Regions from separate parts of the Homo sapiens genome. Here region 2 is linked to region 1. Evidence: chromatin contacts called from ENCODE Hi-C or POLR2A ChIA-PET data. All regions are on one chromosome and are shown on one strand. Each heading gives the region's core, a stretch centred on a gene start or an enhancer-like site at or near the end of the contact. The rest is flanking DNA. Distances are from core to core; before and after follow the strand shown.

Evidence for each region. A loop is a pair of places that touch in the nucleus more often than their neighbours do. ChIA-PET counts read pairs that join two places held with the same protein, here RNA polymerase II (POLR2A). Pooled maps may share reads with other maps.
Region 2: a loop to region 1 is called in a map with no recorded cell type, with 2.3 times the contacts of the local background. The contact joins two enhancer-like sites. A Hi-C loop is called at or near these places in 1 of 37 single-sample maps with no recorded cell type and 2 of 50 pooled maps. POLR2A ChIA-PET finds 5 or more read pairs at or near these places in 1 of 52 experiments (OCI-LY7).

Annotation. Positions count from the first base shown.
Region 1 is chr12:91,985,279-91,990,040 of GRCh38, forward strand. LINC01619 (long intergenic non-protein coding RNA 1619) reads right to left here. Exons shown (of 5, transcript NR_132341.1): 3 at 3,819-3,915; 4 at 2,255-2,365; 5 at 1-1,419. Among named protein-coding and RNA genes, the nearest start is that of LINC02404, 110 kb to the left of the region's middle. Within about 2 kb of position 2,859, at least 3 of the 41 ENCODE cell types and tissues checked have a DNase peak (open chromatin) inside an H3K27ac peak, as active enhancers do.
Region 2 is chr12:92,486,169-92,490,930 of GRCh38, forward strand. No RefSeq gene overlaps it. Among named protein-coding and RNA genes, the nearest start is that of LINC02397, 22 kb to the left of the region's middle. Within about 2 kb of position 2,728, at least 2 of the 41 ENCODE cell types and tissues checked have a DNase peak (open chromatin) inside an H3K27ac peak, as active enhancers do.

The DNA of each region.
Region 1 (4,762 bases), core at 1,609-4,108:
TTTCTTTTTTCGCACTCCCTCACAGTTCTAAAAAGCTCTGAACTCATTTCGTTCTTCTTTTCTTCCCTTGTCTTTTCTCTCTTCAAAGATATTTCATGATGATTCTGCTTTTCAGAACTTTAGCTGAGAGTAATGAAATATCAATCTTTTGCACAATGGCAACTACATCCCTTTTCTGCTCTCTTGGGATAGTCAGAATAGCAACTGCCCAGCGTGAACAATAGGACTTCTTCTCAGTTCTGAGAGATTGGCTGTTGCTGAACAGCAGTGCATAGAAATAATCCTTGGCAATCCCATGGGTGACATTTCTCTTTCCTTATCACCCATGCTGCACACAGCCGGAACTTGATAAGACACCCAGAAAGAAGATAATGGCTGCTATCAAGCTGTCTAGGTAGAAATAATAATAATAATCTGTTTATGGAAGAGCAGCTGTCCTATTGTTTTGCATTTCATGAAATCTCAGAGTCAGAACCCTCTCTTCCATGCCAGCCCCATCCCCATTCCTCATGCCAATCCAATCACTTTGGGGTTTTAATGATGGGCATTTTATTCCCTGATCTTTTGATACAATAGACAAGGATGCATGTAAATCTCCCATAATCATATCCAGTCACAGGATGTGCTTAAAAGACTAGAGAAGAGGCATTGTATTGGAAGATTTGAAAGCTGGGAGGACGTTGTAATGAATATAGGCAAGCCCGGTATTCCTTTTTAAAATATGCACAAAACCCAGAATTACTGCAAATGAATAGTTCAGTTATCATTCCAGTCTGAAAGCTTAACCCCCCAAGGATTAAGGTAGGTAGGTCTCAATTTCTTAAAGTGGAGCCCCAAAGAATTGTGATACTACCAACAAGGCAGGTCACAGCTATGTTCACTGCTTTTTTTTGTGCACTGAACAGAATAGCCAAAGGCTTAGGAGCAGCCTGGCAGTAATGTCATTGTTCTCGTTTCTTTTGAGCCAGATTGCTCTCCTGGCTAGGGAAATATGCGGTCACTTTATTTACCAGTGTTCAGATCAAGCATTCCTTTCATCACTGTCACCTTCACAGAGGGCAGTCTGTGGATGTTACTTTCCTGTCTTTATCTGTCCACCTATCTCTGGAGAAAAAAATTAAGCAGCCATGCCCTTCAGGGTGAATCAAACAATTGAAAAGAAGAAAATATGTCAGTTTCTTTTTGCCTCCATCCAATACTTAACCACAGCCAAACTTGCATTTTCATTTCTAGAGAGGGTAGACACCTTCATTCCTAAAACAGTTATCCCACAAGGGTCCCACCATTGCAGAGAGCAGCAGGCCAGTGTTGTCTTTGTTTCTCTTTCCTGAGGCTTCCTAGAAGTCATCACAATCTCCAATTTATCCAGGCTGAGCTCACTTTCTCCTTGTGTCTCCTTTGAGTTAGGCATGGAAATAGCTAAAGGAGAACAAAGAGGAAAAATATATGGGCTTGTTCAGTGGAGAAACAGCCTTGAAGAACTTCCCACTAACTAGTTCCAGATGTCTCTTTGCACCTGAACAAGTCTACGTCTCATCCTACAAAACAAAGTCACACCCAGCTGAAATCTCTCTCTCCCTCCTTCCCACCCCCCCTTTCTCTCTCTCTCTCTCTCCTCTCCAGCCTCCACCTTTTCTCTCTCTGCTGTGTGAGTATCCCATACCCCAGAGGCATAGCTCAAGCACAACTTGCCCTATGAGGCCTTCCTCTACCCTCTTCCACCTTCTCCCACCCCGCAAGAGAACAAGTTAATCATGGTATTTTGTACATAGCTGTATTATAGCCTTTTATGTTCTGCATCATATGCCTTTCTTGCCAACCAGATTGTGAATCCAAGAAAGTAGGTAAATGCCTTTGTATCATGTTATTCATCTTTGGGAAGGCAATTTAACAAAGTGATTAAGAGAATGGGTTTTGCATCAAACAGATCTGAATGCGGATCCTAGCTCTAACATTAACTAGCTGCGTGCCCTTGAGTTTTCTGGAACTCGGTTTACTAATGTCTAAAATGGGGCTATTTCATAAAGTTTTTTAAGTGACTAAATGCATTAAAATATATGTATATAAAATATTTAGCATAATGTTGATATGCAATATGTTCTTGATAAATGGTAGCTATTATTATAATAAATTATAATTAACTTGGTATTCTCAGCCTCTCATAATAAATTATCAATAAATACATATTGAAGGATAAGATAAAAGAACAAATGAAATACACATACTGTATATACATATGCATATATACACATACCGTATATACATACACATACATACACATGACAGTGCATATACATAATCATCCTTCTGTGACAAATTGCATTGCTCTCTGCTTATCTGAGCTCTCAAAATGCAATTGGTAGACCTGCAGAGGGTATATGAGAGAAGGGAAGAAACTGATCACAAAAGAGTTTGCAGGGAATGTTCTTGGTAGCAGTTGTACTCTAAGCAATGACCTCACGAAGCACATAGGTTTCCCTCTGTGAGTGCCAAATTTGCCAGCCTCCTTCTGACACCTGGACAAAAACACAAAAACATCATTCAACCCTTGGATGATGATGTTGATAATGATGATAATGATGACGATGATAGCTAACATTTACTGACCAACTTCTATGTGTCAATCCCTCTCTACTCTCCCACTGTAGCCCTGGGTTAGGTAACATTGTTTAAATTTTACAAATAATGCAAATGTGCCCTCAAGAAATTAAGAAATTATTTTAGTTTATTCTGAAAATAGGTGGATGTTTCAGGACCCAAACCACCACATGAAGGTAGCAAGAGCAGCGTGCTTCTCATCCATGACCAGGCAGGCTAGCAAAGGGAAAAGCAGAGGTGATCAGGTCTATGTCCGCTTGCTGGAATTAGTCATGGCAGAATTCAGGAAGCAAGGAGCCGTGGCCTTTGACTTGCACTTCCTTCTCCCAATAGTCTTTTTTTTTTTGCACAAGTCATTATAAATCGCCTGGTCTCATACCATGAATGACTGTAAAATCCTGGAAATGTCTGGATTCAGACTTGGCATTTTCCCCCCTAAGACACCAAAGGGGTTAATCTCTGGCCAGTAATCAAAGTCTGGCAGCTTCTACTCCACACATAATGGGCATTGTTGTTCCTAAGAGTTTGTCTGTTTTTTCTGGCGGCTTTACTGTTTGGAACCAATTCTAAAACAGAAAAGGAAAGAGTCAATCTGCATTTTTTATGCACACATGCAACAAAACATAAGGCTGGTCATAGAACTGTTGTTTTGCTAGATTTCCAGGAAAGTTGTTGGCTTACTATTGAGAGAAGATGACTTATTGACTAAAATACATCTACCTCAAAAGGGAATTCATTTATATATGTAAGTGAGACACACATAATATCCTAAGGTGCTGCCTTCTCTCAGATATGAAGCAACACATTACAACTGTATTAGCTGATAAGTGAACTGTGGCTGGCCCACCCATCTGCATAGAAAATCCATTTGTGTGACGTTATTAATGTGCATGCTCATCAACCTTCCCAGGTCAATTGCAATCTCAGGACATGTTTGTCACTCCCACCTGATGGGCCCCCAGATGTTTCCATCTGAAGCCACGTGAATATGTCTTACTAAGTCACCAATACAACAAAATCCCATTACAAAACACCCGACTCTATTCCAGTGGAAAAGGCCAGGTTTTCTTTTTCTTAAATTTCCAATCAGTCACAAATCAACACTTTTGTATAAACCAAAATCATGCACTTAGATGTCAAAATAATGCACTTAGAAGTCACTAGCATTCTTAAATTGTTATATAAGTTTCTAAATAATTATTCACAGTTTCTGTACTCACCTTGTCATGAACCAATAACAAGCAGTTTGCAGATCAAACTCATCCATGGACCACACTTTGCTAGACCACTTTCTAGATGAAGGTTTCCAAACTTTTTCTATCAAGGATGAGAGGGCAAATATTTTAGGATTTGCAAGGCATGACTCAATTCTGTTGTTGTAATGTAAAAGCAGCCAGAGACAATAAGAAAATTAATACACTGTGTTCAGTAAAACTTTATTTATAAAAGCAGACCACAGGAGAGATTTGGCCCACCAGCTATAGTTCACCAACCCTTGGATGATGATGTTGATAATGATGATGATGATGATGATGATGATAGCTAATATTTACTGACCAACTTCGATGTGTCAGTGCCTCTCTATTCTCCCATTATAGCCCTGGGTAAGGTAACATTGTTTTAATTTTACAAATAATGAAAATGTGACATCAAGAAACTAAGAAATTATTTTAGTTCATTCTGAAAATAGGTGGATGTTTCAGGACCCAAACCACCGTCCCTAGGCTCACACTATACTACATATATAATGATTGAGACATCTTTTTCACAATTAATAAAAAAATTTAAAAATACTAGTATAATCTTGGTCATTTTCTTCCCTTTATCTCCCCACCCATCATCCACCTCAACAGTACCAAGCTCTTAGTGAACGATCATTCCAAAGAGTCTGTATATAGAGCAAGAGCCAGACATGAATACAGTCTGAAACAAACACACTCATTCAAACATACATTTATTCATTCAATAAATATGTATTGGGTGCTTACTCTGTATCAGGCATGAGTCCAAGGAATGGGGCTATAGTAGTGAGCAAAACACACAAGATCCTGTCCTTAAAAAGCTTACATTCTAGTATGGGGAAGTAGACAATCAGCAAATAAATATATTATGTTGGGTATTAAGATTCAGGGTTCAAAGAAAAATAAAGCAGAGTAAATAAGAG
Region 2 (4,762 bases), core at 1,478-3,977, 500 kb after region 1:
TCTCTAGAGACCATGAGTTTTTAATGATAGTATTTCCATGAAAGCCCAATTGAATACAATCACCACCCAGACCAAAGTGTAGGGGAAATCATAAAGCTACTTTCAAATCCGAGTCTTCTTTGAAATTTAAAATTATATTCCATGATAATGGTTCTCATAAACCTTAATGCAAGGGAAAAAAAAAAAACTACAGCAGAATAAAGAAGATTTAAAAAGAAGCAGGATAGGAAAAAAGACAAGCCAGAGGCTAGCTATATCTTTTCATAAAGCACACCTGGTCTCATAAGCACATGAGAGCTAGGCCCAGAAGTTTCGAGCCTTGGAGACTCACTTCAAACAAATTCCAGGGAAAGACACTCAATTAAGTGTTCAGGACAATTGTATATCCCCAGTGCACTCATGTACTGGAAGTGCTTAAACTCTGCCCTCAGTGGTCAATAAAATGGTATTAAGTCACAGACAACCCATTGCCATTGGTATTGGCTGATGTCTCTGGTAGTTTATGTGATGACAAACATTAGCCTTAACAGCAGAGCCTTCCTTTCTTTGATTTCCGTGTGAAATTCTGTGGCTGGGAGATGTTTATGTTCACATGAACATAACTGTAAGCAAACCATCTTATGGTAGACATCTCTCCAGAAAAAGCAAATTCCATCTTTTTAAATAGAAAAAAAAAACAGCAGCAAAATGAAATTAATGCCTTTGGCTCATTGTGTTGTAAAATTATCCTTGAAGTTATTTCACACTGCCCTAAAAAATCATTGAATTCAGATTATAACACAGCTCTTATGAAGCTGTTAGGCAGTTGCATCTTTAATGAGGCTGAGTAGGTAAGAGGAACAGATACTCTAGATTGAAAGCCATCGCAAAAAATGTGAAACAACTGTATTAAATTTAATTTAATTTAACCAATGGGTGTATTTATTCCCTGCCTTCTTCCAGAAAGGATTTAGGGAGCTTAGGTAATGTGGAGGTCTGAAGGTGTAGATACTCATGAAAGCCTCAGATTAATATCTAGAACATATAATGTGTCCAGATAGTTTTCAATTATCAATGCATTAATCTAAGCTTGGAAAGGACTTTTAAACTGCAATGAAACCTCAACTAGTTTCAAACCTGCATTTTTTAGTAAGCTATTTTGTCATTTGGAGACCCACACAAAAAACCTATTGTTCCTTTAAAAAGGAGAGAGAGAAAAAAAGAAAAACAACCTGCTGGTGTTGCTTTGTTCATCTTATCACCTTATCATTCAGCAGCCTATTCAGGATCAAATGTGGGAAAGTCTGTGTGTGAGATTAAGCCCTATACTCAGCACAGGAATTTCTTGGATAAATGTCTTTCTTAAATGGATAGCTATGTAAAAAACAGAAGAGAAACTCTATTATTACAATGCAGTTGGGTTTTTTTGTTTGGTATGTTTCAAATCTAATATTTAAAATTAAGAAAATTCAAAGCAAACCATCTGTGTGGATGTTTTCATACTCCATTTTTGTGACAATAGCTTGCTTAACCGAGATTATTAGTGGATTCTTTCAATAAGAGGAAGAGAGTACCATCATTAAGATGGTATGCCTCCACTAGCCTTTATTTTTGAGATTAAAGAATGACAAAAATATTTATATATATTTTTTCATTATTAAGACGGAGTCTCACTCTATCGCCAAGGCTGGAGTGCAGTGGCGCCATCTTGGCTCACTGCAACCTCTGCCTCCCAGGTTCAAGCAATTCTCCCACTTCGGCCTCCTGAGTAGCTGGGATCACAGGCACCCGCCACCACACCTGGCTAATTTTTGTATTTTTAGTAGAGATGGGGTTTCACCACATTGCCCAGGCTGGTCTCAAATTCCTGACCTCAAGTGATCCGCCTGCCTCAGCATCCCACAGTGCTGGGATTACAGGCATGAGCCACCACAACTAGCCAAAAAATATATATTTTCTTTAAAAAAAAGTTATTTTCTGCCTAATTACTTCAATATTTCATGAACATTGTGGGGGAAAGAATATTCATACAGTTCTCTAAATATATCAGTGAGTTGAGGTACCAAATACAGAATTCTATTGAATTCTAATTGCAACACTGAAGCAGACTTACTCTAAGATCCTGCTACCTGGACTAACCACAGACTATACCCAGATTCCATCTGCAAGATGTAGTGGAGCCAAACATCACATCACTGAGGAATATTTATTATATATCTTTCTGTAGAGGTGAGAGAGTATTTATAGATATAACAAACAATTGGTCAGATACTACTGGAGATTTGGAAGCTTCACTAGGTTTTTCACTAAATTTGTTGATAGCCAACTCTAAAGCTCATTCTACTACTACTAGCCATCTTCCCTTGGACAATTTCATGGGCATCGCTTCACTGAAAAGAAAAATGAGTAAGTATAATCTCACTAGTACATGAATAACTATTATAAACACAATACTTTCTACAAGGTTTATTACTAATCTATGTCATTTAAGTTCTAGATTTTACAGTATTTTGGAGTGATGAATAAATAGCATGCTGTTCTTCTATAGCTAGCAAACAAGACTCAGCTTTGGAGACAAGAAGAAGGAATACAGGAGATGTTTCCTTGAATGAGTCTTCTTCCTAAACTCTGCTAGAAGTATGTCAGAAAGCGAAGGTTACCTCAGTCTCCAAGTCATGAAAACATGAGGTCTTTCTGTTTTCTAGGGAAAGTATTTCATCATTTCCTAGTGTGGCTTTTTGCACACCCCAGAAGGAGGAAGACAAGCCATCGTGTCACCTTTACATGGTAGTTGAGATGCTTCACATTTGTACATAACATCTTATATGATCGAAAGAGGAACTCAAACTCGACAGGGGAGAATAAGGAAATACATCTAAAACTGACAATTATGTTAATCCCTCAATTCCCTGGGCCCCCAAAATAGTCTCCTCTATTTGCCATTTCAAAATAGCTAATGAGAGGGTAATTGGACATGTAGACACTGAATTTCCACTGCTCATGGTTTCCTTCCCTGGGCTCCCAGTCACCCGGAAGGCCCCGGATTACCTCAAATGTCATAACGGGTTCATCGCATTACGAATTACCTCCTTCTGCCAATAAACTACAAGTTCTTTGAGGACAGAAACTGTGATTTATGGGCATTTGTATCCCCAGAGATTCAAAGAGTGCCTGATACAGAGTGGTGATAGATGATTTTATCATCTTATCATCATCATCCTCATCATCGTTGTACCTAAATAGAGGTTACTTCCTGTTTCTTTTATTTAACAATAACCTATTATAATATATACTATGCATTTTTAATGCACTTTACAAATATTGTCCTCATTTAATCCCTGTAAGGTGAATACTATTATTGGCTCCATTTTGCAGATAAGACACTGAGTCGTGAAAAGGCTAAGTACCTCACACAAGATCACACAGCCAGTGACAGAACTAGGATTTGGCTGGACTCTTAAAGACTCTGGTTTGCCATTTAAAGGTACGCTGAGCTCCACAACACTGCCTTAGAACTTGCTCAGAGCAATTGTCATATTACTATGGTAGGTTTCCCTGTCTCCCTTAAGACTTAAAGCTTCTGGAGATCAGAAACTGTATTGTTTACTTGCAAAATCATGGGCTTAGGAGCCAGAAAGATCTCGATCTAAGTCCTGCCTCATCTGCTTCTTCTTCATGGGATTAGTAGACTGATTTTCCCCTTGCTTAGCCATGCAGTTTGAATGGAATTCACCCCATTCTCAGCTACAACCACGGATCTTGTTTGCTTTAAACCAATCATCACTGCCCAATTTTCTGGCCTTTGATTGATTTAAAGGTGAACACATGACCGCTTTGGACCAATGAGGCTCAGGTGGTATTTTGTGAGGGTCTCTGGAATAGAAAATCATTTCTCTTCTGACAGAACTACAAGGCAAGGCGCAATCACTGATGGTGAAAGATAAAGATCATTATATTAGGAACTGTTGGCTGTCATACTGCTAATGTGAGGTGAGTTAGCCTTAGAAAGAGGATGCTACCTTGAAAGGCAGGGCAGATCTATGGAAATAAACTGAGTTTGTGGTGACATTGATAGCCACTTTAGTTCATCAGCTGAATCCCAATCTACTTGGTTTTTTCAGCTCTGTAAGCCAACAAATACCCTGCTAGTGTTTTAGCCTATGCCAGTTGTTTTTTCTGCTGCTTGTTAATAAGACACATACAGTCTTGGACAAATTATATAAAAATATGAATCTTTGGCCAGGCATGGAGGCTCACGCCTGTAATCCCAACACTTTGGGAGGCCGAAGCGGTCGGATCACAGGGTCAGGAGTTCGAGACCAGCCTGGCCAATATGGTGAAACCCCGTCTCTACTAAAAATACAAAAATTAGCTGGATGTGGTGGCACATGCCTGTTGTCCCAGCTACTCAGGAGGCTGAGGCAGAAGAATCGCTTGAACCCGGGAGGCAGAGGTTGCAGTGAGCTGAGATCATGCCACTGAACTCCAGCCTGGGAGACAGAATGACACTCGGTCTCAAAAAAAAAAAAAAATTCTGAATCTTTGAATGTTATCGTATAGCTTTTTAAAAGACTAGATTAAGCTATGGATGTAAGCACCAATGCATTTTTTTAAAAGTATATTGGATGAATGAGTTAAAGTCTAAGTGAATTCAGCAAGTTTGTAACCCTTGAGCTCTTGTGAGCTCAATCTGCCCTCAATCATCTGAGAATGAACAAAACAGACTCAACCATTTTGTGTCATCCAGATGAATAGAAAGGGCCTGAATATATTCTTTTTTTAT